Linked DNA regions of Homo sapiens: region 2 is linked to region 1. The links are chromatin loops, found by intact Hi-C in ENCODE. Cell type or tissue: GM12878. All regions are shown on one strand. Each heading gives the region's core, and the rest is flanking DNA. Links, peaks and the distances in the headings are about the cores only.

The links. Hi-C counts contacts between places; a loop is a spot of excess contacts. Peaks named below come from ENCODE experiments on the same cell type or tissue, not always from the same donor. Only the 100,000 strongest peaks of a DNase experiment are listed, where the experiment ranks them.
Region 2: a loop joins it to region 1, with 9 times the contacts of the local background. A loop is called at or near these places in 20 of 110 quality-filtered maps.

Annotation. Positions count from the first base shown.
Region 1 is chr3:11,643,966-11,660,726 of GRCh38, reverse strand. It overlaps a transcript of VGLL4 not described here. Among named protein-coding and RNA genes, the nearest start is that of VGLL4, 8.4 kb to the right of the region's middle. RefSeq lists an enhancer at 16,589-16,668. In GM12878, for the core only: CTCF peaks have their summits at 5,332 and 8,593 (motif pointing right); no DNase peak of the experiment used is centred there.
Region 2 is chr3:11,228,897-11,245,657 of GRCh38, reverse strand. The region is part of intron 1 of HRH1 (histamine receptor H1); the gene reads right to left. It also overlaps the pseudogene CHCHD4P4. Among named protein-coding and RNA genes, the nearest start is that of ATG7, 35 kb to the left of the region's middle. In GM12878, for the core only: a CTCF peak has its summit at 8,865 (motif pointing left); no DNase peak of the experiment used is centred there.

The sequences.
Region 1 (16,761 bases), core at 4,316-12,315:
TAATCTTTGAAACCTATAACATTTACAATATTAAAAACAAAACAAAACAAAAACAACAACAACAAGAAACCCCACCATACTGGGATAGAGATATGCTGAAACTTACAAAGTAAAACTAAAATTTTGAAACTGGGTTACTTCATGATTTGAAGAACAGTGTACTTTGTAGAACAAAGGAAAGGATTTTCATAGCAAGTGGGAATCCAACAGAAAGGGTAGAAGCTGGCATTGACAATGTGTCTGCTAGCACAGCTAGCACTGGGCTGCGTTTCAGAGTAAATAAGCAAAGGCCTTTGCCCTCAGGAGCTCTTGGTTTGGTCTACAGGGGAGATAAAGCCATGTGTAATTATAGTAGGCCATATTAAATGCCATGAGAAAAGTGGTATGATCAAAGGAGAATGGTCAGGCTGTATCATTATCCAAATTTTTCAAAGATGCAGAAGTAGATCAGAGAGATTCTGTAACACGCCTAAACTCACGCAGCCAGTCTGTGGCAGAACCAAGATCAGAACCTGCTTCTAGCTAACTGCTGGCTGGCAGGATGGGAAATTTTTTTTTTTTTTTTGAGATGGAGTCTCGCTCTGTCGCCCAGGCTGGAGTGCAGTGGCGCGATCTCCACTCACTGCAAGCTCCGCCTCCCGGGTTCACACCATTCTCCTGCCTCAGCCTCCTGAGTAGCTGGGACTACAGGTGCCCACCACCACGCCCGGCTAATTCTTTATATTTTTTAGTAGAGACAGGGTTTCACCGTGTTAGCCAGGATGTCTCAATCTCCTGACCTCATGATCCACTAGTCTCGGCCTCCCAAAGTGCTGGGATTATAGGCGTGAGCCACCGCGCCCGGCCAAGATGGGAAATTTTAAATAGTTTTACAGTTTACGGAACTCTTGTTCTTAGTAATCAGTTAAAATTCACTTAATCTGCTCATGCAATAATCAATGGGTTATAGCAAATACTTTGTTTGTGTCTACTGAAGTACTGTGTTTAGAATGCCGCATTCCTCAAACCTGCTTTGAGATCTTGTTCTTTTAAGGGCCCATGCCAATGCCACTTTTTTTATGAAATCCCCAAGTCCCTTCAAAATAGGATTTGAAGCTGGGCGTGGTGGCTCACGCCTGTAGTTCCAGCACTTTGGGAGGCCGAGCCGGGGGGGATCACCCAAGGTCAGGAGTTCAAGAACCAGCCTGACCAACATGGAGAAACCCCGTCTCTACTGAAAAATACAAAATTAGCTGGGCGTGGTGGTGCATGCCTCTAATCCCAGCTACTCGGGAGGCTGAGGCAGGAGAATTGCTTGAACCCGGGAGGTGGAGGTTGCGGTGAGCCGAGATCACACCATTGCACTCCAGCCTGGGCAATAAGAGCAAAACTCTGTCTCAAAAAAAAAAAAAAAAAAAAAAGAAAAAGAAAAAGAAAAGAAAACAGAAAAAAAAAAAGAAAATAGGATTTGTCCTCCCTCTGCCTTCTATTGTTTGTTTGTAGGTCTTATGTTCTGCCCTCTGTGATATACTCTTCAAGGACAGGGACTGTGTCTTACTCATCTTTGGATCCCAATCCCTTCTGGGCCAGTGGAGTGAGATCTTCGTTAACGTGGCACTCTATTCATGTTGTTTGAATGCCTTGCTTGCTGTATGTCTAGGGTCCCAGACACAAGTAAATAATTCTTAGAGGCATGGAAATTGTATATATATTGGGTTTAACTTCTAGGTGTTCACCTGTATCATGACTCTGGGCAGGATAGTTGTGCCTGACGCCTGGAGGTGCTGTATGTGTGTGGTGTTAGGTACCTATGTTGGATGTTTCTGCTTCTGGGCTCAGCAAAATTCTTCTCTCAATAAAAACAATTCTAGATGCTGTACTTTGTCTAGTGTCTTCTATTAGCAGCTGATAGCACTTTTTGGCTCTTCAAAATATTTTTGCATTCATTGACTCAGTGCGTTTTATAAGTGCATATCTGACAAATTATTTGGACTATTTTCTTTTTGTTCAATATTAACTAAATATGCATTTATGAGTGAGAATTTAGGGCATGGATTTTCTCACTCATGAAGAATAGCGTGCCACATGCCGGCTGGATAAAAGGAAAGATCCAGGAATAGTTCGCGTATTCTGTTTCCTCTGTGTCCTTCCTAGTTTGTAAAATTGTCAGCTGGCTCTTTAATTAATCATGATATTAAAACAGCAAACATATTGCAGTGATCTGTCAGAAGAGGACTGGAAGGTGTCAGGCCCTGTGTTTGGTTAAATATTACGAAGAAGGCTTCCGTTTTACAGGTCAGCTTTCCAAGGTACAGCATGTTGGTGTACCTTTCCTTTGTGGTTCCAGACCAAACTAGAAATGTTCTAGCTTGTACTTTGGAAGCAGTTGTGCCTTGAGAGCAGCTATAAATAAAATATGGTAGTTTGATTATTGCTTTGGGGAGTAGACAGTCCTGAACGTGCAGGTGCAATGCTGTATTTGCTCATTTCTCTCCCTCTTAAAAACTTGTTTTAGCCGGGCATGGTGGCTCACGTCTGTAATCCCAGCACTTTGGGAGGCCAAGGCAGGTGGGTCGCTTGAGCCCAGGAGTTCCAGTCCAGCCTGGGCAACGTGGCCAGACACAATCTCTACAAAAAAATACAAAAATTAGCCAGGTGTGGTGGTGCACATTTGTAGTATCAGCTGCTCCGGAGACTGAGAGGTTGGAGGATCGCCTTTTTTAAAGTCCCGGAGGTTGAGGCTGCAGTGAGCTGGGTTCATACCACTGCACTACAGCCTGGGCAACAGAGCAAGACCCTGTCTCAAGAAGAAAAACTAACAAAAAACTTGTTTTACTGAGAAAATGGAGAAGAGGGAGCTGGAAGAATCATTTATGTAGATACCATGTAAATTGGCATCACTGCATCTAGGATCATAATTTTCTTTATGGCAGCCTGTACCATAGGGCACAGGCATTCTCTAACCTTAATCCTTGAATAGTTTCGTAGAACACTGCTAGCCATTCCAAAGTAATAGGATTACACCTGAAACTTTTATGGGTGAAAGGGTTAGTCTCCTTAACCCTCTAGTAGCCAGACTCACCTAGAACTAGTGACAGCCAGGAGTTTTAGATCTCTTCATTTTACGGAAGAGAAAGCCAGATTCCTCCTAGTTAGCAGCTGTTTTGCCTCAGTGTTCTCTCCAGAGACACAGAGAACTTTGGGTTAGTTAAGATCCTCTCACCATTGTTCCCTGTAATTGTTATTGTTAATTCATACCAGCAGGAAAATGAGCCAAACAGTATTCTTCATGCCCATTGTTAAGATTAAAATGTCTCTTTTTTATTTTTTTGTCTTGGGAGGTGAAGCTCTCATTTGCTTGCCACATTTGTAAGAAAAACAGCATAAACCCAGGAGCCAACCCTCCTAGAAATACCAGTTACCGTCGTGTATTCTATAAAACATGACATTCTGTCTTGAGATTGCAGTGAATGGCGGCCTGTGGTTGGGTGGGGAAGAGTGGAGAGGGAAAAGAGGAATGATCGGAGTCCTTGGATTTTAGGGCTCGGGCAGACAACACAGAGGCTGCCGAGATGGACATCCAAGCTTAGAGAGGTGGAATCACTTGATGAAGATTGCATGGCTAGCAAAGGTTATGGCCTGGGAACTGGATTTTTCTGACTCTGTATCCAGTGCTCTTTTTGCTAGAAAGCAGTGTGAAGAGTACAGAGGGCTCAGCTTGGGAGGCCCGTCACTGCTCTCAGCTCCAGGCTGGCCTTCCTTACCTCCTTGCTGCCTACTCCCAGCCTCCCTGCAGACGCTCTTAGGACAGTCCTCTCCTCCTCGGGTCAGTCCTTCCTTTCCAGACCCCCTCTTCTCTTTCCTGGCATCTGAATGCCTGACCAGGGCCGTGCTTCGTTGTTGCTGGGGTCACAGTCATCTTGCTTCTCTGAGAGCCTGGATTGTGGCTAGTCCTCAGAGCCTGGCTAGAAACCTAGTTCTTTCTCAAAGCCATCCCTGGTTCTCACATGGTATGGAGCTTTGAAGTGACTCCCAGTGCTTACCTGGCTTGCTATGCGAGTGGCCTGCTTTGCTGTGGTGAGAACTTGGGGTGTGCTCTCCCTCCCCTCGAGAATGCGACACCACACACTGTCAGACCCTATAGGAGTTACTGACCTCAGCTACTGCACCCCAGTGGACATCTCAGCTCTAGAGTTTGACAGATACGTTGAGGGCTTAGCCACAGCAGGCTGAGCTCTGCCAGCCCCTTCTGCAAAGATCCCCAGCTCAGGTGCTCCTAGCCTGTTAGCCTTCCAGCCTAAAGGCCCTGCCAACACCAGCACCCCTGGGAACTCCTCTAGCCTCCGGGGGCCTTATATGTCACCGTGGATCCCTCCCTGTGTTGGACACCATCTCTGGAGAGAACCACTCATATAAAAGGCACACCTCAAACTTAATCAGATGTCACTTTCCACAGAGGCCTGCTTCCATCCTAAGTGAGCAACTGGACTTTAATATTTGGGAAGCACTCCCTGTGTGGTGAATGGACCTCGTCTGTCGTGTGTGCTCCCTGGTAGGCCTGTTCTCATTATTCTCCCCTCCTTAGGGATCATGAGCCTTTGTATGGCAATAGACCATGTGCTTCAGGAAATCATACTTTGATCATCTCTTTATTGTAACCACGCAGAGCATCACAAAGCTGTGCACCTGCGCTCCCTCCTGACTTCCTTCATTCTTCAGTTCGCTCCTTCTTTTAGGCTTCTCGCTTTCCTCTGTTCCCAGCTTAGATTCTGGAGCTCTCCCTTCCCATTTGTTCTTTCAAGAAATGTTTAGTGGTCACCCACCAGTGTCAGGCTTTGTGTTAGGTGCTGGGGAAACAATGATAAGGCAAAACAGCACGGATGTGAATGGGAGGGAGATGGCCGTTCATCAGAGGAGTACACAGGCCTGAAATGACACCTGCCTGCGTCCTCTGAGGGCAGGCTCCTATGCAGTGAGACGAGTCACTAGAAACCCCCCGCCACCAGCCGGAACCAGACACAAACTGGAAACCCCACTGTTTCCTCCGGCAAATGCTGTCTCTTCTTAGGACCCCTTAGTCCCCGCACTCCCCACCCTATGTGGGGTAAACAGGAAATCCTGCCTTGTCCATTTCTGGGCTCACTGCAGTCAAGTGTTGGTAGGTTTATCCATTTCAAGTCCTATTCCAGCTACTGGGTGTTGATAATTTAAGAAGATAGGCTGAGAATGGGGGTGGTGGGTTTGGTTTGCCCCTTCTGTGTAAAGCAGATGGGAATTGTTTAAATACAAATGACCAGGTGGTGCCATCCCTGTGGGAAGGAAGCCAGGCTGTTTGTTAGGTGGGCTCACGTCGCCCCCTAGTCCTGCCCACGAGCAACTAACTCATTGGGATGTTGAACTCTGGTGGGTATGAAAAGCAGCCAGGTGCCCTCCTCAGTTCAGTTCAGAATCTCCAGGGTAGTGGTCCTGACCCCTAAGGGGAGGGGAGCTTGCAAAAATTACGTGGGTAGCTATTTTCAAACGATACTGCTAAGTGTAGTTATTTCCTGGGTGTAAATTCAAAATTCATCTACTGCAGATTTACCAAATTATCCTCCTGGACACCCATGGCTTTCAAAACCTCCTGGGTGATTGTAATGTATGGCCACGGTTCAAAACTGCTCTAATAGTGGGTGGATTTCTGTTGGCCCTAATAATGCCAATGGCCTCACAAATAGAAGCCTCAAATAGAAGATCCACAGGAGGATAAGGTAATGCTGGCAAACTCATCCTTGGAAAAATTGAATTGTTTGCATTTCAAAAAGAATTTTGTGGTATTGGCCATTATTTGACTTAATTGAATATTTTTCAACAAAAACCGTTTATTCTAGTTAATGTTACTAAATATAGTTGTGTTGGTGATGAAATAAAATCTAAACCACCTGCTTGTTTTATAAAGATTCTGTCTTCTCTCACTGGGGTTTCAGGCCAGTAATTAATCCAGGACATGTTAACTGTTGAATGCCTGCTCTTACAGGTATTGGGCATAGACAAAGAAAAATATGGTATGGGTTTCATTTCAAAGAGATCACCGTGTGATGAGGAAGGTGGATTTGTTGAAATATTTTAAGATACTTACAGGTGCAGGTTAATAATCTTAACATTGCAAATGATCTTTTTCTCATACCTCGTTTTATTTGCCTGCCTTTTGCAAAGCTAATAAGGTAAAATTCATGCCTTGCAAGTTAACAGGAATTGTGGACTCTAAAAACTCCCCTTATTTTTAGTTAAAAGTAAGACCCTGGGTGCAGTGGAAAATCACAGCTTCTGGTCCCAGCTCTGCTGCTCTTTGCGTGAGTTTAGAGGAGCCAAGGAGCCTGCTTGGTATCTGTTTCCTCATCTCCGCATTGTCGCGAGAACTGAGAAAGAAACAGGATATGCAGAAGATATGCACTGTGCCATGGAGTGTGGCACTTAGTATCCTTTGTTGTCTTTCTATCCCCTCAACTCTAGGAAAAATAACATTTTAAGACAATAGGACATTGACCTCTTGTGCTGTATCAGAGAATGATGATTTGGCTAAGGAGAAAATGCCCAATAATGATTTGCTTGATTTGGGTTTCTTGATTTGTGGCATTATTGTCACTTTTGCCAAATAATGCTTTGTTGTGGTGGTGGTGGTGGGGGGTGTCCTATGCATTGTAGGATGTTTGGCAGCATCCCTGGCTCCTAACCACTAGATGTTAACAACACCCCCAAATTTGAAATAACCAGACATTGCCAGATGTCTCCTGAGGAGGGCAGAATCTCCTTGGTTGAGAGCCTCTGGCCGGGGCCCTTCCCTCTGTGTTGTCTCGGGTGAATTCTATCCCTCTGCCTGCTACAAGTGTCACAGAGTTCTTACTGTCCATCAGAGAAGTGCGAAGTAAAGTCGTAGTGTGGCTGCTCCAGACCTACCAGAATAACAGGAATGAAAGAGTTGGAAAACTGTTGGCAAGGATGGGGAGCAACTTGAAATCTCATACCCTGCTGGTAGGAGTATAAACGGGTACAACTGCTGTGGAAAACTATTTGGCAATATTTACTTAAGCTGAACATACACTTTCTGCGTATCTGCTTCTGAGTACATGTGCGACAGAAATGCATTCCGAGGCTGATAAGAGACACACACTAGAATATTCATAGCAGCACTATTTATAATAACCCCCAGGTAGAAACTACCTAAATGCCCATCAGTGGTAGAATGAAGGATCTGCGATATATTGGAGTAATGGAGTACTAGACAGCAATGCAAATGAATGCTATGCAACTGCACATAAAAATAATGCTACCACTCATAAAATATGTGGAGTGAAGGAATCCAGCCACAAGAGTAGCTAGCATCATACGATTCTCTTTCTATAAAGTGTTATACAACTGATCTACGTTCTTAAAGGTTAGGATAGTAAGTTACCCTATGGGGGTAGTTACTGGAAGAAGGAATAGGTGGAGGTGGGATACATTAAAATTCTCCCTATATAAATAACAGCCATGATTTCTCTTTCCTGGACGGCACCCTAACTGGTTGGAAGGATGACTGTGGAGGTGCTTAGCGTGCTGCATAATGAATGAAGCACTGTGCAGGCAGACTGACCTGTGAAATGAAGTTGGGTCACACATTGGGGCTAGCAGCGAACTTAGCCCTTCAGTTGTTGAATATTTGGGACATTTTCTCCAGTTCTTCTATTTTTACCATGGAAGTCAGTTCTAGTCAATCTTGCAGGAATACATCTATGAGTAATTATGACTTGGTACAAAGTGAATATCAGAATAGCGTTTTAATTGTGAATGTTCTTTGAATGGGACTTACTGAACCTAAATTGGTTGTAGTAGCGAAAATCACTAAAATAATCATGTATGTAAACATGCAAGAAAATATTTGTATTGTCAAACATGTAAGACAGTAGTTGTAAAACTAACAAGTTAAAGTGTTTTGCAAGAGATTTCTCTTTTCTTGGGGATGCTAATCTAATTAAATTCCCTTCCCTCGCACTGATTTATTCTGATTTATTTAAAACACCATTCCTTAGCCTGTAGTCCCAGTACTTTGGGAGGCTGAGATGGGCGGATCACTTGAGGTCAGGAGTTCGAGACCAACCTGTCCAACATGGTGAAACCCCATCTCTAATAAAAATACAAAAATTACCCGGGCGTGGTGGCACGTGCCTGTTATCCCAGCTACTTTGGAGGCTGAGGCAGGAGAATCGCTTGAACCCGGGGGGCAGAAGTTGCCAGTGAGCAGACATCGCGCCACTGCACTCCAGCCTGGGCAACAGAGTTAGACTCCATGTCAAAAAAACAAAAAAACAAAAAACACCATTCCCAGTCTGCACTTTTTAGGATTATTAAGGTTAAATTTATGTGAAAGCACATTTCCTATTTAATCACTTGGCATCAATTTAATTGATTTTGTATTTTGTTTTAACTTTTGCAGAGTTTAGTAAGAATTAAACTATTTGTTAAAAGATATTTTCTATGAATTTTAATATTAAATAAAATAAGGTTTATTTTTGTATTTGAAATATAATGCACATCAGGCAAGAATAGCACGAATTCTGCAGTTTGCTTTTTCAAAATGGTCTTTGTAATTTAAAGTTCACCCCTAGAGGGTGGTGTTGTATTGAAAATTTAAATATGATCTGAAGACCCATTTAAAGTTTTTGAAAAGTCCATAGATTTGTGTTAAAATCTTATATTACAGAGAATGATCAGTCGCTACTTAATAGAAGTTGAGTGTGTTTTAACTTACAAATGGTAGTATTTTGTAAATAATAAAATCTAAGACATAGTTTAATGATATTTGCTTTTGTGAAAAATTCCACAAAATACTGTCCTTTTAAAAAAATCATCCTTGAGCAGCCCCAAGTTGTATAAATAATCACTATTTTATGATATATTTAGGAATTCTTAAAAGAAAGTAACAACAAAGGGAGCTTATTAGATATTTGGTTTATGTCGCTGATTTTTTTTTTTTTTAAATCAGCTACTCCCTGGTACTTACTGTACGTCATTGATATTTAAGGCATTTGAAGTTTGTTTTGTTTTGGTTTCTCCTTTAACTCAGCAGCTTAGTTGTTGACCTACCGTGTACAAAGCAGTCTTTATAATATGGTAGGGGACAGACACAGAAACTATCTTATAGTCTGCTTTGTTTTAGAATGAAGTATAGAATAAACCTAAAATAATGCAGGATGAAGAGATTAATCCTAGCTAATGGTTCTTGGTGGGGGCGGGGGGTTGGTAATTCAGCTAGGCCTTTAAGGAATTTGCATTCTAAACAATGTTTAAAAGAAAAGAAAGTTTGGTTTCTTAAGTCTTCCTTTTTTATTACTCAATGCTAGGTTTTACCTTAAACCCTTTTCTTTCTTTTTCTTTCTTTCTTTTTTTTTTTTTGAGTCTCACTCTATCGCTTAGGCTGGAGTGCAATGGTACAATCTTGGCTCAATACAACCTCCGCCTCCTGGGTTCAAGCAGTTCTCCTGCCTCAGCCTCCCAAGTAGCTGGGATTATAGGCACCTGCCACCACACTTGGCTAATTTTTTTGTATTTAGGAGAGATGGGTTTTCAATATGTTAGTCAGGCTGGTCCCGAACTCCTGACCTCAGGTGATCCACCCGCCCTCCCAAAGTGCTGGGATTACAGGCGTGAGCCACCGCGCCTGGTCCCTTAAACCCTTTTCTATGCTTTCCTTCTTACAACCTTGTCTTAGTAATTAAATTAAGTAGATTACGAAGCAAAAATGTGTTGACCAGTGTAGTGTTTTACAAACACCACCATCATCATCATCATTGGTACTGTTCTTAGTACACTGAGGAATGTGCTGGTAAATTGCGACGGACCTAGAGATCCTCTGAAACATGACAGTTTTGCACCTCCAACTTATTGTTTAACTGATGCTTTAGCTCAAGGAATAGTCAAACTTATTTTCTTGTTATTAGTAAGGTCTGTTTTGAATATTATTTACATCAGGTTAAAGTGTGTGTCTGTGTGTGTGTGTGTGTGTGTGTGTGTTTTCTATGTGTAGCAAGAAGAGAAAAAAAGCACTTTAAAATGAAAGTATTAACTAAATATCCAGCTTACTTGAAACCCTGGGAGGAAGAGCACAGCGGAACCCAGTAGGGGAAACAGATAGCGCAGTAGGGTTACTCATATTTTCTAATGTGGTATTTGGAGATGTTATGTTAGACTTAACATTAAAACTTTCCCCTCTCTTCAAGTGCTCAAATGAAAGCATTTTATTTTAAATAAATGTCTGGGGAGTGATTTTGATCATTTGGCTTTTCTTTCCACAGGCTGATATTAAATAGAAGAGTATTTGGCTTTTATTACACAGCTCGCAGTTTTGGTGATCTATTCTAAAGTGGTAGTCAAACCTCTAGCTAATTAAACAGATCAGCCTAGTAATTAGCCTGGGCTTTCTTCTATCGTCATATTGCCATTATTCCACAAAGATGCTGAGGCACAACCATAATTAACATTTATAAAGCACTTATTGGGCCAGGCGTGGTGGCTCATGCCAGTAATCCCAGCACTTTGGGAGACCGAGGCGGGTGGATGGCTTAAGGCCAGGAGTTCAAGACCAGCCTGGGTAACACAGTGAGAACCTGTCTCTACAAAAAATGATTAAAAAAAAAAGTTAGCCAGACACGGTGGCATGCACCTGTGGTCCTGCTGAGTTGGAAGGATCACTTGAGCCTGGGAAGTCAAGGCTGCAGTGAGCTGTGATTGAGCCACTGCACTCTAGCCTGGGCAATAGAGGGAGACCCTGTTTCAAAAAAACCAAACCAAACCAAACCAAACCAAACCAAACCAAACCAAACCAAACCAAACCAAATAGAGCACTTGTGTGCTGTGGGGGAGTTTTACTCTAAGGACTGAGGCTTAGCTTTCCTTCCCTCTAGAAGCTTATGGTCTAGTTTGGGGGAATTGGTACTGACATATGACATAATTAGTAAGCAGTAGAAGATAAAAAGCACGTACACATGTCTATAAGCTCTGCAAGTGTAGAGCTGTCTCTGTCAATTTTGCTCTTTGAGACAGATACCCCATCTTAAACATCTTTGAATGTTCCAAAGTTCTAAAGAAATGTTTGGATTCTTATTATTTTTAAGTTGTTAAACCCAAATCAAAAGGAGATATCATGAGATATGTAAGCTATAATAAGATATACATATCCATTGCTTATGTCTCACCAGGGAATATTATTTCATTGTGTTGCTGCTTTTTAAAAATCAAGAACTTTCCTTATCCGCATCTTCATTATAGGAAGAATAAACTATTTGTAGGCTAGTTAGAAATTCAGGAAAATGGAAAAAATGCCCACCATTCAAAGATGGGCACTATTAACATTTTGGAATACTTTCCAGTCTTTTTAATGTATACTTTTTCCTATATATATATGTATGTTTTCATAAATACATTAGCACAGTTGGTGAATAATGTGTGTTTTAGTTTTATATCCGATTTTTATTGTTTTCAGTTAACAAATGTAGTACTGTCACACAGTATATAGCATAGCATTTCCTCATGTCATTATAGATTATTGAAGGTGTTGTAATGGCTGCGTAATAGTCTGTCATCGATAAGCCACGGTTTTAATGCATCCTTTTATTTGGACTTTAGGTTTTCAGGTTTTCATTTTACACATAGCTGTATGATAAGCATCTTTATGAAACTCTTCAAATCTTATTTTCTTAAGACAGAAGTCTAGAAGTAGAGTCCAAGGCAAGGACAAAGGCATGGACATTTTTCATAAAACAGTCTAGTGTGTGCCAACCTGCTTTATACACAGGCGTTATCTGTTTATACTGCATTAGCAGTGAGCAAAGATTCCAATGGCATCCTGTTTCACCAGCAAGAAATAAGATTGAAAAAGTCTTTTTGTTAAATTGGTAGCTGGAAAATCACTTAAAATTTATATTTCTTTGATTATTAGTAAGGTTGAATAGTTTTTCAAAAATGTGTTGGCCATTTGTTTCTCATGCTCTTAAAAAATGTTATTCAGATCAAGTGGTTTTTCAATTTTTTCCTTTGTTCTTTCTATTTTTAAATGTTCTTTGAATACCAAGAACATTTATCCTTCACTGTAATATATGACACAAATATATTCTTCAGTTTTGTATTTTGCCTTTACTTGGTTTTGGTGTTTTTAGATGTATAAAAGCATAAAATCTGTATTCTCAATCAAATTCTACATCTTCCTTGGTGGCTTCTGTCTTTGATTAAAAATTTTATTTCTGGCTTAGCAAATGTTTTCCTATTCCACATCAGATAGTCTGAACATATCCTTATAGTTTTGTAAGTTTTTGCAGCAAAAACCTTACTTTAAAAGCATCTAAATAATCTTTAAAACATTTGGGATTTATTTTGATGTACAGTATAAGGCAAAGTGCTATCTGGATTCTTTTCTCAGTAATGTTTGTTTTGTAATCCACTTCTTCCCCATTGGCCTGGATTTCTGATTCCTATATCCACAGTATCTGTCTGGTCCTACCTAGTCTCTACCCAGTAACACTCCAAAATATATTCTTTGCTTTATGTTTTAAATATTTGATAGATCAAACTTATTCATTCGTAGAAAAAGAACTAGCTTTTCCCATCTCATTTGTGTGTGTGGATAAAATTTAGACCCATCTTTCCAATTCCCTACAAAACTATCCTGTTGCTACTTTAATTATGAATATATTATCCTATGAATGAATCTGAGAAGGATTGATATTTTCTAGTATTTTTTTTTTTTTATGGATGAGCTGATTGTACCCTGAAGTACAATCAGAATCTACATGGTGTTTCTTAAAGGCAAGGACCTGTGGTCTCCAAGAGATGTTGACAGCCACCTAATGACATCGAGTAAGATAATCCAGAGTGTGCTGGAAGTAGGGATGGGGAAATGAAGAATCTGCCGTTTAGATGTTTACTGATTTTATTCAGCTGGTATTTATTGATGGCCTACCATGCGCCAGGCTTCTGCCAGACTTCTGCCAGACTGACCTCGAAAAGGTGAGGAAGGCATAGTCCTTGCTCCGAAGATCTAGGCTAGGAAAGAAGCACATATAAGGTATGGGTTGAGCGTCCTAATCCAAAAATCTGAAATGAAAAATGCTCCAAAATCTGAACAGTGTTGAGTGCTGACACAACATTCAGGTGAAAATGCTCATATTGGAGCATTTCAGATTTCAGACTTTAAAATTAGAGATGCTCAACTGGTAAGTATAATGCAACTATTCCAAAATCCAAGAAGGTCCGAAATCCAAAACACTTCTGGTCCAAGTATTTTGGATAAGGACTACTTACCCTGTAAAAGGATAGCTTGGCGTAGGGTGTGAGGAGATGGTAGGATGGGATCGTAGGGAGATTTCACAGGACAAGAGGGGCTTTCTGACAAGTCTCAAGGAAGAGTGGATGTTTGCTGAGTAGACAGGTTGGGAAAGAAGAGACGTCCTGCACACCGAGAAGCATACTGATGTGCTTTGTGGAATAACTCACTGCAGGTCATCCAGTGTGCTTGAAACTAAGGTGAAAGTTGTCAGGAGCTGGGATGGAAAGGCCTAGAGCCGGTCCAGGAGGCGCTCCCAGCCTGCAGAGGCGGGCTGTTGTAGCTGGCCCCTCTGGAGCACAAGCTTCTCTGTGAAACCAGGTTTGTTTCATTTTTCCCCAAGACTTTGTTGCAGACTGATAGTTTATAAAATGTAATGCAGCCCTATAACTAGAAATACGAAAACTACAGCCCTCAAATTTCTTTAATATTAAGATTTGAGAGACATAAAATTAGTCTATCGAATTGCTATAAAAGTTTTAAATGTTCATTCTCCGTTTCTGTATCTAGCTTTTGGGGACTAGGAACACCTGGTGCTCGAACCCCTCTGGATCACACTTGGGTAGCACCGTGCTAGCCTCCCGGATCAGCGGGAAAGACGTGGTGGCTGTGGCTGGGAATGTTACAATAGTCAAGGTAGACCTGTGAGACGGTGTCCACGAAAATGGTTGCCACCCGGAGGCTGAGAACTGCTGTTCTAAGTGATGCTGAGTCCCTTAAGGGACGTTACCAAATATTTTATTCATTTTCTACAATGGTATTGTTTGAATCATTTGCTTAAATTACTATTAAAAAAATTCTTCATGTCAAAATAAGTGAATAAAATGAAATATCTTAAGGCAGGGTTTTTTTTTTTTTCCTCCCTAGATGAAAGCAATGGTTCTCAACCTTGACTGCATATTGGAATCACCTGGGACTTTAGAAGCTACTGCTGCTGGTTCCCACCTCAGATGAGTTGGGGATGCAACCTCAGCAGCAAGATTTTTAAAAGCTCCCCCCTGGTTCTAATGTGCAGCCACCTCTCTTCCATGTGGGACAATGATGGATAAAGTTTTCTGATTGAGAATTTATGTAAAAACGTAGCACAGTAAGAGTACTCCAAAACTATCAGTTAAATTTAAATCTGATACCTGATATTGTTTGTTTTCAGTGCAATGATCTCATGTATACTGGATGTTACGAGTTTTGAGTTTTCTTCAACCCTCCCCACCAAATACCATTAAGTATTTTAATTACAATTGATAGGATACATATCTTTCACTATAGCTTATTACATGTAATATAGTGTCAATAAATATTCTTATAAATGAAAGCTTGTGAAATCTTGATTCCCCTATTACTTACTTCCCCTGATGTCACCCCAGTGATTACTGTTGCAGCAATGACGGCAACAGTATTTAGTATTTAGATGTCATATAGTTTTTTTGTTTTGTTTTGTTTTTTGAGACGGAGTCTTGTTCTGTCACCCAGGCTGGAGTGCAGTGGCACAATCTTGGCTCACTGCAGCCTCTGCCTCCCGTGTTCAAACAATTCTCCTGCCTCAGCCTCCCTAGTAGCTGGGATTACAGACACATGCCACTATGCCCGGCTAATTTTTGTATTTTTAGTAGAGACAGGGTTTCACCATGTTGGCCAGACTGTTCTCAAACTCCTGACCTCAAGTGATCCGCCCGTCTCAGTCTCCCAGAGTGCTGGGATTACACGCGTGAGCCACCGCATCCGGACTCCCAAGTAAGATTTCATTAGAACACCTTGCCATGAGTGTGCCTAATAAACCCAATGCAACTATTGCTGGATTTTTTTTTTTTTTTGAGACGGAGTCTCGCTCTGTCGCCCAGGCCGGACTGCGGACTGCAGACTGCAGTGGCGCAATCTTGGCTCACTGCAAGCTCCGCTTCCCGGGTTCACGCCATTCTCCTGCCTCAGCCTCCCGAGTAGCTGGGACTACAGGCGCCCGCCACCGCGCCCGGCTAATTTTCTGTATTTTTAGTAGAGACGGGGTTTCACCGTGTTAGCCAGGATGGTCTCGATCTCCTGACCTCATGATCCACCCGCCTCGGCCTCCCAAAGTGCTGGGATTACAGGCGTGAGCCACCGCGCCTGGCCTATTGCTGGATTTTTAACATACAACTCCTTCAAATTATTTATTCAAATATTATTTTGGAATATTAAAAATATATTTTTAGAATAGTAATTCAAATGTTTAGTTTTTGTTTTTTTTTTTTCTATTTTGTTAACACGTTCTTGATGTGCTGAAAACTGAACATTCAGTGGTTCACTCGTTCAGTAAACAGTTTTTGGGCACCTGAACTTGGTTGTGCTAGGCACTGGGTAATCAAAGTTTAAGCCCCAAGTTCTTCCAATAGCAAATAGTACAGCTGCATGCCACTAGCTTCTTACACACAGGTGGGTGACATACATGCCAAATGAAAATAATTTTACCCTTTCCCTCTATAATTTCAAGTACACTTTTAATTTTTGATATTATAGCCCTATTTGCTTAAACACTCTTCCATCTCTTCTCCTCTCCTTGTCTCCTTTTTTTCTTTTCTTTTTTTTTTTTTTTTTTGAGACAAAGTCTCACTCTGTTGCCCAGGCTGGAGTGCAGTGTCACGATCTTGGCTCACTGCATCCTCCTCCTCTCAGGTTCAAGCAATTCTCCCACCTCAGCCTCCTGAGTAGCTGGGACTACAGGCGTGCGCTACCACACCAGGCTAATTTATGTATTTTTAGTAGAGATGGGGTTTCACCATGCTGGCCAGGCTGGTCTTGAACTCTTGACCTCAAGTGATCCGCCTGCTTCGACTAGGATTACAGGTGTGAGCCACTACACCCGGCCCCCTCGTTTTTTTAAATAAAATTATAACATTAGGTGGGAAAAAACACTTTAAAAGTAGTTCTGTCAACTATTTTGGGGGCTGTGGGCCAGTCATTTAATCCATCTGAACCTGTTTCCTCTGCTGTGAAAGGGTGATACCCTCCTTGCCCTGTCCATCTCAGTTGTTATGGGGATTATGGAAGAAGCTATATGTAACATTAACATCAGAAATTTAAATATCCAGTTAAAGTGTAAATGGATATTATAAAACAATCTTTAAAAGAAACAAAGACACTATATATATATATATGGCTTATGCATCACTAGCACTTTGGGTTTCCGAAACCCCAACATGAAGTTTCACGAAAGTTGCATTCCATGGGAGTTTGCTTCCATGATGGATTTTTTACTTTGTACTTAGCTCCTGAAAAAGAAACTTCCTGGGTTTTCTTTTTTCCTCCTACGGTTTTGCAGCGGCTTGGCTGCTTCCTGTCAAGAGCCACTCTGCCAAGGCCCCGTCTCTAGAGTCTCTCCCCCTCCCCTTTCTCTTTCTTTCCAACACTTGCTACATTGAGAGGCTGATCCTGTGCAGAAGCCCTCCCTGCCTCGGCAGCGCGGCGCAGTGAGCATG
Region 2 (16,761 bases), core at 3,902-11,901, 410 kb after region 1:
TTACTAGAGTGATTACAGTCTAATCCCATCAGGCCCATGTGCCAGCAAACAACCCAGTCAGCGCTCCTTGCACATCCTGCGACACCAATGGGGGCAGCTGAAACAGTAAGGAGCCAAGCTTCTCACACATCAGTTACTAAATGCCCGCAAGCCCAAGAGGCATATCTGGGCGGAGAGGAGGAAATGGTCAGCTCAAGCTCAGGAGGTGAAGCATCTTACTCAAGGTCACGCAGCTGGGAAGTGGTTGCTAAGTTAAGATTTGAACGTAGGTCTATCTAACTCAGGGTTTCTCTATTTTTTTTTTTTAGATGAAGTCTCGTTCAGTCACCTAGGCTGGAGTGCAGTGGCATGATCTCAGCTCCCTGCAACCTCTGCCTCCCGGGTTCAAGTGATTCCCCTGCCTCGGCCTCCTGAGTGCCTGGGACTACAGGTGTGCAGCACCATACCCGGCTAATTTTTGTATTTTTAGTAGAGACGGGGTTTTGCTATGTTGGCCAGGGTGGTCTGAAACTCCAGGCCTCAAGTGATCTGCCTGCCTCGGTCTCCCAAAGTGCTGGGATTACAGGCATTAGCCACCACACCTGGCCCTAACTCAGGGTTTCTTAACCTTGGTCCTACCATTGACATTTGGGCTGCATGACTCTTCATTGTGGGGAGCTGTCGTGTGTACTGGGTGATGACATTTACCATTATCCCTAGCCTCCACTCACTTGATGCCAGTAGCTGCAAGCCCCCAGTCATGACAACCCAAAATGTTACCAGACACTGCCAGGTATCCCCTGGGGGATAGAACCACTGATCCAACTGAAGAACATGCACCCTGAACTACTACACTCCATTCCCACCCAAGAGTGCAGCTTTCAGCTCGAAGTAAGGCAGAACTTTCTAAAAAAGATGTTATCCAACAATGCAACAAGTTACCTTGAGAAAGACAGTAAGCTCCCCAACATGGGAAGCATGAAAGAAGAGGCAACCTGGATCTGATTCCAAATTAGAAATACTCCAAACTTCCTCAAGGGCAATGCAATTATTTACCTAAATAAAGCTCAGCAACGTTGGTTTTAGATAAAGCACCTAGTACAGTGTCTGGCATACATGAGGTGCTCAATTAATAGCAGTGGTTGTGTTTTCTTCCATTTCTTGGTGAGCACCACCATCCTGTACCTGGCCCATTCAGGATCAGAGGACTCATCCTTGACCTTTCCTTGTTTTTCACTGTGGTGGAAGCTGCTAATAGTCTCCTCTCATGTCTAAGACTAGAACTCTGCTTCTCAGCTGAGTATACAGCTGCCTGGAATAGAAACTACATTTCCCAGACTCCTTTGTAGCTGGGTGTGACCATGTGACTAAATTCCAATGGAATGTAAATGCAAGTGTTGTTTGCAACTTCCAGAAAACAGCCTTAAAATAAAGGTGTGTACTTTTCTTTGGCCTTTCATTCTTCTAGCTGGCTGGATTGTGGATATGATGAGTAGTGCTTAAGCAGCCATCTTGGGACCATAAGGAAAAGCCACACAATTAGGAAAGTGAAGCAGCCATCGGGACAGACTTGAGGTCCCTGATGATCATGGGGCTGCCATATCAGCGAGGACTGCCCACCTCTGGACCTCACGTCTATTTCATGGAAGCCATTGTTAGCTAGTGTTTTCTATCACATACAGCCAACTCGAATCCTAATTGATACACTGTCCCTGACTTCAAAGAGTTGATAAATTAGCATGCGAAGAAATACACAAGATAAACAGCATCAAAACAATTAAATTAAAAACCCTAGAATTCAGCTGGGACAAACGTGGTGACTGGTATAAGATCAAGGCAGGTAGCTGGACAGCAGAGGGAAGAACTGCCTCTCTCAAGGCAAAATGCGGACGTCAGAAAGGACATCAGAGAAGAAGTGATATGCAAGCCAGGCTTTGAAGGATGGGTGGAATTTCTCCAGCAGGAAGAAAGAGGTATTTAAGGCTCAGTAGAAGAAAGACTCAAAGTACACAGCTGAGTTTGAGGAATTGGGAGGAGTCATTGGAAGTGCCTAGAGCACAGAACGATGAGTCTGGAAGCACACGCTGGGGCCAAGGTGTAAGTAAGCTTCTTTACACGTTGATGCCATTTCCCTGCCTGGAACATTCTTTTGCCTTGAAACTCTTACTTGTTCCTTTCTCTTGGTATCCTCAACTTCTAACATGCTCCTCTTTTATCAACTTTCTTGTGGGATTATCATTCTTTAGCTGATTCTCCTCCAACTAAATGGGGAGCAACTCCAGGGCATGGAGGATGTCCACTATTTCTGTCTCTGAAGTGCAACACCATGGGGACATCCCATTCGCTGACAGCAGGGACCCTGCATTTTCGCTTGCCATCATTTCTCCTGAGCCTGGCACCAGGCTGGCACATGATAGGTGCTCAACAGAGGTTTACTGGATGAGCCCTGAAAAAACAAGACCCAGGGTCGGGCGCAGGGGCTCACACCTGTAATCCCAGCACTTTGGGAGGCCAAAGCAGGTGGATTGCCTGAGGTCAGCAGTTTGAGACCAGCCTGGCCAGCATTGCGAAACCCCGTCTCCACTAAAAATACAAAAATTAGCCAGGCGTGGTGGCAGGCACCTGTAGTCCCAGCTACTGGGGAGGGTGAGGCAGGAGAATCACTTGAACCCAGGAGGCAGAGGTTGCAGTGAGCCAAGATCATGCCACTGCACTCCAGCCTGGTGACAGAGCAAGACTCCATCTAAAAAAAGGAAAAAAAAAAGAGAGACCCAAACCAATACAGAACAGCAGAAGCCAGGGGAGATGTACTAAGTGCAGAAAGTGTAAGCATAATTTTCAAAAGAAGTTCAGACTTAAAGAAGTTTGAGGTAGGATTTATCCCATTGACGAATATTGTACCATACCTTTTGGTCCACTTTTCTACTTTTCCCTGAACACTTTATAGTTAAAAATTTATCTCATGGTAATCTAAAATGTAAATAAAGATTTATGCACAAAGACGCTCACTGCAACATTATTTATGATAGAAAATAAAGAGAAATGAGCTGGCATTTGGGAACTAAATGTATCTTGAGGTAGTGTGTCCGGAGTTGGTTCCTTCCGGCAGGTTCCTGGTGTCGCTGACTTCAAGAATGGCGACGCAGACCTTTGCAGTGAGTGTTACAGCTTTTTTTTTTTTTTTTTTTTTTTTTTTTTGAGACGGAGTCTGGCTCTGTTGCCCAGGCTGGAGTGCAGTGGCATGATCTTGGCTACTGCAAGCTCTGCCTTCCAGGTTCACACCATTCTCCTGACACAGCCTCCCCGAATATCTGGGAGTACAGGCACCCGCCACCATGGCCGGCTAATTTTTTGAATTTTTAGTAGAGACGGGGTTTCACCATGTTAGCCAGGATGGTCTTGATCTCCTGACCTCCTGATCCGCCTGCCTTGGCCTCCCAAAGTGCTGGGATTACAGGCATGAGCCACCGCACCCGGCCAAGTGTTAGAGCTCTTAAAGATGGCAAGGACCCAAAGAGTGAGCAGCAACATTTACTGTGAAGAGCAAAAGAAGAAACCTTCTACAGCCTAGAAGGTGACCCAAGCGGATTGCCTCTGCTGGCTGGGGTGACTAGCTTTTATTCCCGTATTTGTCCCCTCCCATGTTCCGTTTTTGTCCTATCAGAGTGCCCTTTTTTCAGTCGTCCCCACTATTGGCTACTTTTAGACTCCTGCTGACTGGTGCATTTTAGAGAGCGCCCACTGGTACATTTTGCAGAGTGCTGATTGGTGCGTTTTACAGAGCGCTGATTGGTGTGTTTTATGTTTTAGAGAGCACTGATTGGTGCATTTTTTTTTTTTTTTGAAACGGAGTCTCGCTCTGTCCCCCAGGCTGGAATGCAGTGGCGCCATCTCGGCTCACTGCAAGCTCCACCTCCCAGGTTTGCGCCATTCTCCTGGCTCAGCCTCCGGAGTAGCTGGGACCACAGGCGCCCGCTACCACACCCAGCTAATTTTTTTTTGTATTTTCAGTAGAGACAAGGTTTCACTGTGTTAGCCAGGATGGTTTCGATCTCCTGACCTCGTGATCCACCCGCCTCGGCCTGCCAAAGTGCTGGGATTACAGGCGTGAGCCACCGTGCCCAGCCTGAGTGGTGCATTTTATAATCCCATTGCTAGCTACAGAGTGCTGATTGGTGCGTTTTACACTCCTAGCTACCGAGTGCTGATTGGTGCGTTTTACAATCCTCTTGTAAGACAGAAAAGTTCTCCAAGTTCCCACTCCACCCAGGGAGTCCAGCTGGCTTCAACTCTCAGTGGCTACAGAATAGAATATCATGGGGTCCTTGATAATCATTACAGAGCACCAGCAATTAGGTGGTAAAATGCTTATGATGAAATTTATAGAAGACGTACGTGGTTTGTTTGTACAGGACAATGTCAATTCTGTTAACTAACAGGCTTCTATCCAGGGTGAATCTTTGTTATGTTACATCAACCATGGTTTTCTCTGGGTACTGGATGATACTTATTATATTTGGTATTTCTCAGGATTTCAACAATGAGATTGTCTTTATTTTATAATAGGGAAAATAAGAGCTAACTGCATTCATTTTGAAAAAAACAAAATATAGATTCCTTCAATAAAAAAATAAAAATAAAGAAATGTTTTCCACATGCTTAGCACATCTTTTATTTTCTCTAGTACAAAGTGAGAGTTTGGGATTCCTTTCTTGATTCATTCTAAACTGCCTCACCTGCTACTCCCCAGTCCAAACTTCTCTATCCTCTTCATCATTTGTAGGCTGGTTATTCTAGTCAAGTAAGTCAGAACATTAATTTCTTTGATCTAATTCTGAGAAAGAGGTGTCATGCATGAGGGTGCTCCAGTACTGCATAATCTCATTAAGTCTGGCCAGGTCATAATTTCCATGAAACACCCAGGCTTATCAGTGCCACTGGTTGTGATGAACAGAGCAGACTGCAAATAGCAAAATGCCATTATGGGCCTAGTATTACAGGAACCTAACTGACTTAGAATCTGGAGGAGTTCTGGCTTAAGAGTCAGCCTCTGGGTAAGATGCAAGAGGCAGATGACCTTGCGGGCAGGTAGTGGCCCCAGTGGGTTTTCCAGGGGTGGAGGTACATGTGCAAAGAGGCTACAGAGTCAGAGAAGAAAAGCTACTAAGAACAGAGGACTGTGTGTGGAGCAAGAGGGAGTGGTAGGGATCGGGGCAACCTGGAGAGCCTGTCCTCTGCTTGAAGAGGGCAGCTGCCACTCACATTCTACCAACTGCTGCAGACTCAGATCTGCCTGTTTTTAAAAGGAAACACAAAATCTGGAGTTTTTACATGAAATATTTTAGTTTTTAAATGCTGTCAATTATTCAATTGTTTCATTTGTCTTCTTGAACACTACACAGGGTAAACAAAATAAATTTTGTAAGCCCCCAGGTAGAAACCTCAAGCTGGTTCATAGGGGATGCAGAATGCTGAATATGAGATAATGACCCAGGAGTGGACACCTTTTGGGGTATTTTCCCAGCTCAAGTCAAGCCTCCTCTCTGAGAACCATCATTTCACCTAGGGTGGGCTCTGGCAGCCACAGTTATACTATGTAACCCTGACCCCTGGGCACACGTGATTGAACCAGAAGTTATCTCTGACCCAGAACAAACCAGTCAGCCCAGTTCTCTCTTCTGGAACACTGGAATTGGAGTTGTGCCATCAAGACAGTCTGTTGGTCTCACATATCTGATATATCATATATCTGATGTATCAAGAAGACAAATGAAACAATTGAATAATTGACATCATTTAAAAACTAAAAGATTTCATGCAAAATCTCCAGATTTTATAAGTGGGGTTAAGTGGGGGTGGGGGGCTGCCACTGGGGGCAAGAGGAGGAGTGTTGCTCACCTCTGGGAATGCTAAAATAGAGGAGGGGATAGAAGAAGGCAGCAGACAAAATGCAATAATTCATATGCTGGAACAACCGAGATCTACCAGCAGAAGGATGAATTTAGACCTTTCCCTTATATCATACACAAAAATTACTCATAATTGATGATAGTCCTAAATGTATGAGCTAAATTTTTGTGACCTTGAGTTAGGCAAAGATTTCTGAGACACAGCACCAAAGGCATAAGGAATTTTTAAAAACTGCTAAATTGGACTTCATCAAGATGAGAAACTTTTGGGTTTCAAGAGGTACCACTAAGAAAATGAAAAGCTATGGAATGGAAGAAAATATTTATAGGTCATATATCTGATATATCATATATCTGATGTATCCAAAATACACAAAGAACACTTCCAACTCAATCATAAGAAGATAAATAACCCAATTTATAAATAGGCAAAGGATTTATATAGACATTTCACCAAATAAGATAGAGGAATGGCTCAAAAGCACATGAAAGGATGTTCAACATCATTAGTCATTAGGGAAATGAAAATCAAAACCACAGTGAGATACCACTTCACATGGACTAGGATGACTATAATTTAAAAAGAAGGACAATAACAAGTGTTGGTGAAGATGTGGAGAAAGAAGAACTCTGAAACACTGCTGGTGGAAATGTCAAATGGTGCAGCTACTGTGAAAAGCAATCTGATAGTTCTTCAAATGGTTAAACATAGTTACCATATGACTCAGTGATTCCACACCTAGATATATACCCAAGAGAACTAATCGTGTGACCACAGAAAAACTTGTATGCAGATACTCATAGCATTATTCATAACCACCAAAAAGTGGAAAAAAACCAAATGTTCATCAACTGGTGAATGGATTTTGATTAAAATGTGGTCCATTTGTCAATAAAAAGAAACACAGTACTGTTCCAAGCTACACCATGGGTGAACTGGAAAAACATCATGCTAGGTGAATGAAGCCAGACACAAAAGGCAACACATTGAATGATTCCATTTATATGAAACGTCCAGAATTGGCAAATTTATAGAGACAGAGAATAGATTAGTGGTTGCCTGGTAGTGGAGGGGGGGACAGGAAGGGATCTTTTGGAAAAAACAGAAATGTTCTAAACTTGGATTCTGATGATGTTTATACAACTCTGTACATTTACTAACGATAACTGAATTGTATGATTCACTTAGAATGGGTGAATTTTATGATAGGTAAATTACACCTCAATCAAGTTGTTTTTAAAATTTTTCAGTGGATGAAGAAAGAGGCTGCTCTGGGTTCCAGATCTGTCTGTTTTTAAAATCTATTTCACTACACCAGTGCTGGGAAACAGGATCAGCTATAAGATTCTTCAGTTTCATTTAAATGAAAACAAACTAGTTGCTTAGCGGAAGAACTGCTTTAGCCAGAACCAAGATTTAGATAAAATAGATATCATGATTTCTTGTGAAAGGGGCAGTGAGATGTTATGCGTAACTTCTAAATTAGTCATCAGAAGTGGAAGGAGAGGAATGACTGAGCTACATCAAACCCTTTCCTCCCGCACATCTGTGATCTTTCTCATTTTATAATTTGGTTTAAGAGATTGAACTTGTTTGATTGTTTGTCTGCTCCCCACAACCCCCAGCCCTGGTGTGACAGGCTGGGATTTTTAAAGCTAAGTGCAGGAAAGGGAAACTGAAGGATATTATCACTAAATGGCAAAACAAACAAACAAACAAACAAACAAACAAAGGCAGCATTAAAAGCCCAGCTCAGTTATCTCTTACTTTCTGACCTCAAAAAGCAAGGGAGAGGCTGGGCGCAGTGGCTCACGCCTACAATCCCAGCACTTTGGGAGGCTGAGGTGGGCAGATCACAAGGTCAGGAGTTCGAGACCACCCTGGCCAATATGGTGAAACTCCGTCTCTACTAAAAATACAAAAAAATTAGCAGGGCGTGGTGGCGCATGCTTGTAATCCCAGCTACTCGGGAGGCTGAGGCAGGAGAATTGCTTGAACCTGGGAGGTAGAGGTTGCAGTGAGCTGAGATCACGCCACTGCACTCCAGCCTGGTTGACAGAGCAAGACTCCATCTCAAAAAAAAAAAAAAAAAAAAAAAAAAAAAGGAAAAGAAAAAGAAAAGAAATATTTTCAGGATTGCATCAGGCTGGGAGAGTTTCCATATTGCATCGTTTAATCCTCAATCGTTTAATCCTTAATCGTTTACCGTGCTGGTAACCTCACCAAAATAATTCTGCCCCCAGCCTCCCATTTTAATGATGTGGAAAGAGAGGCTTCTGGAGTTTTTAGGGCTTGGTGCCTGCACTAAGAGATCCCAGAGTGACTGAAGAGCAAGTTTCACTTAAAGGCCCAGGTGGCACCCATCTGCTAAGACCTTCCAGTGAACTTCACATACTCCCCCCACTCCATCCTCTTTTCCATTGTGAAGAGAGGGAAATAAATAAACACTTTAAATAAAGATTCCAGGGAATTGAAAACATGGACATCCGTGCTAACGTGAGAAAAGGATACAGTGAATACATCATCCTCTTTTTCACTGTGAAAAGAGGAAAATAAACAAACGCTTTAAATAAAGATTCCAAGGAATTCGAAAATATGGATATCCGTGCTAACATGAGACAAGGACACAGTGATTACACCACCACACCCAGCACACACACAAGTATCATTTCAGGATAGGATGAATAATGTGTTCATTTTGTTCCGAATCCTTGGAGATTAAACTCTGAGAAATACACTTTCAAAGACCAAAGTCATTCAGGCTGTTCTCTTCTTGAGGAAAAAAAAAGTGATTGATGATATTGAACTAAATAAAAGAGCTGGCAGGAGAAAAAGAGAGGCAGATGCGGCATTTATAAGAGAGAGCTCCCAGGTGATTACCAGTTCCTGTAACTTTTGTCTCTTTCAGTCAAGTGACCTGATGGACACCTGCCTGCAGCTGCCACCTCATCCCACACCTGGGGCTCTTTAGCACCACCTGCTGGTCAAGCCCTCTTGCTGGTTCTGGGGCCAGGGTATTTATATACAGGGGTTATTTATATATTTATATATAGAAGTTATTTATATATAGGGGCATAGATGAGTGTGACTCGATCTGGTTCCTAGTTCTATTCTGATAATCACAGATGATTCATTTATTCATTCATCTATCTATCCATTCATTCTCCCTTCCTTCCATCAAACCATCCACAAAATCTTCACTGATGAATATTCTTGCCAGGTACAGATATTATGATAGCCACCGGATGAACACAGTTCCTATTCTCATGGAGGTGCCAGCCTATACCAGTAATTCTCAACTCTGCCTGCCTGAGAGCTTTGTTTTGTTTTGTTTTGTTTTGAGACGGAGTCTCGCTCTGTCTCCCAGACTGGAGTGCAATGGCACGATCTCAGCTCACCGCAACCTCCGCCTCCTTGGTTCAAGTGATTCTCCTGCCTCAGCCTCCCAGGTTGCTGGGATTACAGGCACCTGCCACCACATCTGGCTAATTTTTACGTATTTAGTAGACAGTGTTTCACCATGTTGGCCAGGCTGGTCTCAAACGATCCACTTGCCTCAGTCTCCCAAAGTGCTGAGATTACAGGCGTGAGCCACTGTGTCAAAAGCTTTTAAAACATATTGAGATGTCTTCTTTCAGGAAGATTGAGTAGAGGTACTTTCTCTATTCTGCTTAGTACAACTAAAACTCTGGATGTTATATTTAAAGCAAACACAAGAAGACTCTGACAGGTGGAGAGGCAAAGGCAAAGCAGTGAGGAACATTGGGGCCCAATGAGCGACACAGTGATGAATTCCCTGGGCTTTTTTTTGGCCACATACATCAGAGATTTTGACCTGAAGTAGCTGGCAGCTCAGAAATGGCAATCGGCACAGGCAAAACAAAAGCCTGCTGTGTCCAGCCAAAGGACTGGGAAAGAGGCTGCCTAGCAAAGTAGAAAACTTTTAGACAACACCTGCTCTATTTCAGCCAAACACCATAGAAAAACACTGTGCCCCGCTCCTGTCCTAGCCAGATGAGGTGAAGTGGGGAGGGCAGCCAAGACTTCCACCCTTGTCAAGCTGTAATGAAGTGACTCAACTCCCCTTGCTGGGGTGGCGTCCCCGCCATTCCTAGCAGGGAGCCGGGACTTGCATCCTGTCAGGTGGTGACAAGCCCTGCACCCACCCCCATGGTGTCAGTAGGGGTGCATGGGGAGCAGTGAGGAGGCACTCTCATCCCTCCCAGCTGGGGACTTATCTGCAGAGGCCTAGTGGGGAGATGGAGCTCCCACATCTGCTCAGCAACAGTGAGGAAGCCACGCCCTTCAAGTGTCAAGAGAAGCGAAGTGGGGAGCCAGGACGTCTACCTCCACCTGGAAGTAATGAGGCAGCATACTCTCCCCGTGTGTCCTCCGGCTTCCTCTGCTACAGCAGTGTCAGTCAAAAGCAGATAAATCAGGAGATTTAAATATGATCCTAGGTCTTATAATACCTAAAATTTCCATATTTCAATTGAAAATCATTTTTCACATCAAAAAATGAGAAGGGATTTCTAATAGCATTTTTTTTTTTTTGAGATGGAGTCTCACTCTGTCACCCAGGCTGGAGTGCAGTGGTGTGATCTCGGCTCACTGCAATCTCTGCCTCCTGGGTTCAAGCTATTCTCCTGCCTCAGCCTCCCATGTAGCTGGGACTACAGACACATGCCACCACGCCCAGCTAATTTTTTGCATTTTTAGTAGAGATGGGGTTTCACTGTGTTAGCCAGGATGGTCTCGATCTCCTGACCTCGTGATCCGCCCACCTCAGCCTCCCAAAGTGCTGGGATTACAGGCGTGAGCCACCGTACCCGGCCAAAACATTTAAAGTAATCATCATAAAAATGCTTCAACATGCAAATGTGAACACAATTGAGACACATGAAAAAAATAAGTCTCAGCAAAGAAACAGAAAATATAAAGAAGCAGCAATGGAAATTTAGAATGGAAATAATAATTGAAATAAGAACCCAGAGGTGCCCGCCCTGCCTGAGGAGAGGGAGGTCATGGCGTGAAGCTACAGCTGCTGCCACCGCCACTTCTGCAAGGTCTCAGGGCAGGGCTGCAGCCATGTCCTACTGCCGGCAGGAAGGGAAGGATCGAATCATATTTATAACCAAAGAAGACCATGAAACTCCAAGCAATGCAGAATTGGTGGCTGATGACCCCAACGATCCATACGAGGAGCATGGATTGATACTACCAATGAAGACATTAACTGGAACCGTCCATGCCTTGGGGGAATGGCCAGCGGCCCCTGTGGGGAACAGTTCAAGTCAGCCTTTTCCTGCTTCCACTATAGCACGGAGGAGATCAAGGGGTCAGACTGTGTAGACCGGTTCCGGGCCATGCAGGAATGCCTGCAGAAATACCCAGACCTCTATCCCCAAGAGGATGAGGATGAGGAAGAGGAAAGAGAGAAGAAGCCAGCAGAACAAGCAGAAGAAACAGCTCCCACTGAGGCCACTGCAACCAAAGAAGAGGTGGGGTCAAGTTAATGAAGGCCACAAGGCACTGGGCTCCAGTCCTTTTGGAGTGGACCTTTTGCAAAAGACCTTGTTGTCACCTTCCAAGAAAGTGTCTTTCCCTCTGTTGTCCTGTGCACTGTAATATACAAAATAACTTATTTTGATGATCAGGGGTCTTGACCTCTTGACACATACACTGAAAAAAAATGGGAGTTGTATGTATGTGTGTCCTACCCAAACCTGTGGCCGCCACTTTTGAATTCTCTTCTCAGATTGCCCTGAATTTTGCCACTTTTAAATCATGTGCTGAATAAGCTCAGCAACTAAAAACCATTACCCAGGAAGGTTTCTTGTGAGTGAGCTGATTTATTCTGATTCATTATATTCCTTTTAGTAGATATTATGCCCCTTGGGGAAATAATACAAGTAATAGAAACAAAAACATCTTCTCCTAAAAATGCTGGGGTGGGGCCTCTACTAGCAGAGGCCAGATGGTCAGATACGATTTCTGCAAACCCATCCTGACCTCGAGTATGTGAAGGGGTACTGTACTTCATTCCCGATACATTTTGGTTTCCATGTTGGCATTGAGCTCCTGGTTTTCTGTGTTTGGACGATGAAGATTTGGACCCTCCCATTCACAGTTCCTTTCTAAGTGAAGGGAGAGGCTGGCTTGGCTGTTCCTTGTTATTCTGAAAGCCCTGGTTTGGGGCCCATGTTCACACAGGCTCTCAGTCTGGTCAGGTGCAATGTTCTTGAGAGGTGGGGACCTAATTATTACCAGAGTAGCAGCAAGAGAGGAAACGTGAACTAAGTATTCAATTAAAAGGAAACATGATTTCTACCTGAAAAACAACAACAACAACAAAAAAGAACCCAATTGATGGACTCAAAAGCAAGAGGGTAGGAACAGAGGAAAGAATCAGTGAACTGGAAGATAAAACAATAGAAATTCCCAAATCTGAACATCAGAGAGAAAAGAGATAATAAACAAACAAACAAACAGAACTCCAGGGTCCTGTGGGACTATAACAAAAGATCTAACATTCATATAATCATAGTCCCAGAAGGAGATGAGAAAGAGGGTGGCAATGATAATGTGCTTTGAGAAATAATGGCTGAAAATGTCCCAAATTTGGCAAGAGACCTAAATCTATAGAATCAAGAAGCTGTTAACCAAACAGGATAAGCCCCCCAAATATACATCAAAGCACATAATAATTAAACTCTTGAAAATGAAAGACAAAAAAACTTGAAAGTATCAGAGAAAAACACCTTACCATAATGAGAATGATAGCAGATTTCCCACAGAAAACATAGAGACAAGAAGAAAATGGCATTATATTTTTCAGATGCTGAAAGAAAAGAGCTGTCAGCCCAGACTCTTATACTCAGTGAAAATATCTATAAGGAATAAAGGGAAATCAACACATTCTCAGACGAACTTGTACAGGACTGTGTGCTGAAAACTAAAACATGCTGATGAAATAAATCAAAGATGTAAATAAATGGAGAGTGTTTATGGATCGGAAGTCTCAACAGAGTAAATATGTCAATTCTTCCCAAATTAACGTACAGATTTAATACAATTCTTATCAAAATATCAGCAAGATGTCTTACGGATATAGACAAGACTCTTCTAAAATGTATAGGGAAAGGTGGAGAAACTAGAATAACTCAAATAATTTTGAGAAAAAGAGAATAAAATGGGAGAAATCGACCTACCCAATTTCAAAACTACTATATATTAATAGCTACAGTAATCAAGACTTTGTGGTATTGGCAAAGGAATAGACACATAAATCAATAGAATAGAACAGAGAGGCAAGAAATAGAAATAGAACCACACAAATATTCTCAGGTGATTTTTGACAAAGGTGCAAAATTAATTTAATGGAGGAGAGAAAGCATTTTCAACAAATGGTGCTGGCACAATTGGACGTCATAGGCAAAAAATGAACAACCTAAACCATATGTCTTTTAAAAAAATTAACTCAGGCTGGGCACCGTGGCTCATGCCTGTAATCCCAGCACTTTGGGAGGCCGAGGCAAGTGGATCATGAGGTCAAGAGATTGAGACCATCCTGGCCAACATGGTGAAACCCTGTCTCTACTAAAAATACAAAAATTAGCTGGGCACGGTGGCACGCACCTGTATTCCCAGCTACTTGGAAGGCTGAGGCAGAATCGCTTGAACCCGGGAGGCGGTGTTGCAGTGAGCCAAGATTGCACCATTGCACTCCAGCCTGGTGACAGAGCGAGACTCAGTCTAAAAAAAAAAAAAAAAATTAACTCAAAATGCTCCACAGACCATTAAGTGTAAAATGTAAACTACAAAACTTGTAGAAAAACACATTAGAGGAAATCTTCAGGATCCACAGCTAAGCAAAACGTTATTAGACTTGTGACTAAAACATGATCCATAAAAAGAAAAAACAATGAATTGGACCCCATCAAAAGGAAAATTTTCGTTCTGTGAAAGACCCTGTTAAGAGGATAAAAAGACAAGGAGAAAATATTTGCCAGCCACATATCTAAGAAAGGACTACTATTCAGAATATATAAAGAACTCTCAAAACTCAACAGTAAAAAGCAGACAATCCAATGAGAAAATGGGCAAATGATATGAGGAAACATTTCATCAAACAGATGATACAGATGGCACATCCGCATGTGAAAAGATGTTCAATATTACTAGCCATCAGAGAAGTGCAAGTCAAAACCACAACGAGATATCACTGCACAGCCATCAGAATGGCTAAAATAAAAGACAGTGGCAACACCAAATGCTGATGAAGACTGCAGAGAAACTGTGTCACTCATACATTTCTGATGGGAATGTAAAATGATACAACCATTCTGGAAGAGTATGGCAGTTTCTTAAAATACTAAACATGTAACTACCATAAACTTGAGTAATTGCACTCGTGGACATTTATCTCAAAGAAACTAAAACTTATTTGCCCAGAAAAAAAAACTGAACATGAATGCTTATAGCAGTTTTATTCATAATAGCTCAATGCTGGAAACAACCAGCTACCCTTTGATGGGTGAATGAGCAACCAACCAACTGTGGAATACTACACAGTAGTAAAAAGAAATGCACCAGTCCTATTCCCATCAACTTGGATGAGTCTCCAGAGAATTATGTGAAGTGAAAGAAGTCAGTCCCAAAAGGTTACTAACTGTGTGACATTTATGTAACATTCCTGAAATGACACCATTACAGAAATGGAGAACAGATTAGTGGTTGCCGGGTTTAGGGATGGGGGAGGTGAGAAGGAAAGGGGATGTGGCTATAGAAAGGCAACATTGGTGACGGAACTCTTCTGTACTCGACTGTCTTTATGTCCATATGTTGGTTGTGATATTTTACTACAGTTTTGTAATATGCTACCACTGGAGGAAATTGAGTAAAGTGTATGCAGGATTCCTCTATATTATTTCCTACAACTGAGTGTTCCTAAAAGGCTTAATGTAAAAAAAAACTCATATTGATACCTTGGCCGCACTCCCAGATTCCCAGCCACTATGGTTTAAAGGTCCCCAGGTGATCCAGTGTGCAGCCAGGATTAAACAAATCAGTGGTCTAGGCCAGTGCTTCCTAAACCTTCATATGCAAATAAGTTTTCTGAGAGTCTCATTAAAATGGCTCAGGAGGTCTGAGGTAGGGCCAGAGATTCTGCATCTCTAACAAGCTCCCAGGTGATGCTCATGCTGTTGGCCCACGAACCTCACTGTGTAGCAAGGGCTTTTACACTGTGGTTACATCCAGGTTGGGTTCATAAGAATTATCAGAGGAACTGTGAAATATATCGTACACTGGGATCCAGCTTAGTCGATTCAGTAGGATCCAGTAGGTCTGGACTGGTGCCGATGACTCTGTTTTTTAATAGCTCCCCTGGTGAATGTGGTGCCCAGCCAGGTTTGGGATCCAGCAGCAAGCTGCCTCTTGCTCCTTGATTCTTCTGTGTATGAGCTCATCTTGGCACCCAAGGCCAGTAATGGAATTTAAAGTTCTTGTCTTCACGCCCAGTACTTTCACTACCTTAGACCTGGAGTCAGGCCCTGGGACTTGGTCTCTCTCATCTTCCCCTGAACCTACCCAGTGGACTTCAGTCAGTGTCACCTCCCTAGAACATGCTCTGGTGTCTCCTGTCCGTCACTGGCCTTCTAGAGGCCAGCCACCTACTCCTTTTGTTCATCCTTTGGAGGCTGACTTGGTCTAAGCTCAAGTTTGCTCTCACCTGGGATACTGCAACAGCCCCCTATCTGGCCAGCCTGCTTCCAATCTCACCCCCTCTAGTCCCCACCCATGTCAACTGCAAGCAATCTTTCTAAATCCACATTTTTCTCCTTCAGTTACTAACTTATTCCCATTATAATTCTTGCTGATCTATGTCTTTCCTATACCACCATTTACTTTATATATGTATTTAAATGGATCCACTTTTTTGCCTAAGTTTATTTCACTACCACGTATGAAAAACAAGTTATCATTTTTTTTGTTATCTACAGAACTTTCCATAGGCATAAACAAGATGACAATAAAACAATGTGATTTAATTCTAGCCAGATATTGTGAGGAAGGCTTTGCTTTGTTAAAGAGAAACCTTAGCAAGAGTAAGATGGGTTAAAAACCCATCTTATATGGGAGGTTGAAAACCTCCCAGCACCAAATTGAGACTCTCTTGGAGGTAATCAGGACTGAAATATACAAGTTAAGACTTGAAAATCTGTGAGAGTCAATTTTAATTAATGGTACATCTCTGTACCATTTACAGTCACTTCAGGTAACACCCAAGATGTGGTAAACACCACTGTCTTAAATCTCGTCATATATTGTTTTGCTCCTAAATGCCTTGAAGGAAAAGTTCAAACTCCTTAGGCTGTTGGTATGACATTTCCTCCATATTTTGACCCACAGCACTCCAGCAAAAATGAACTTGCTGTCCCCAAACACCCCAGGTTCTTTCAGTTTTTGGGGGCTCTACACACAGTATTCTCTTCTCCAGGAAGAGGATGTGTCTTGCAGATTAGCATTTCATTTATGTTTACTATTGTCTCCTTATGGGCCTATTTCAGAGCCCATCTGAAACAAAGTAGGTGAGAAGAATGAAAAGGACAAAGGAAAGGTGGAAAGGTTGATAAAGAAGATGGGAAGAAAAAGGAAGGGAGGGAGGCAGAGGGAAGGAAAATGTCAATGAACTTCTATTTATTCTACGACGTCCATCTTAACTGTTCCTTCTTTTTTGAAGCTTTCCTGTATCCCTTAGCCATATCTAAGCATTTCTTCTTCTGGGTTCCCACAGTATTGTTTCCATATCTCTATTAAGGCATTTACCACTATATTCTTTTTTTTTTTTTTTTTGACATACTCTCATTC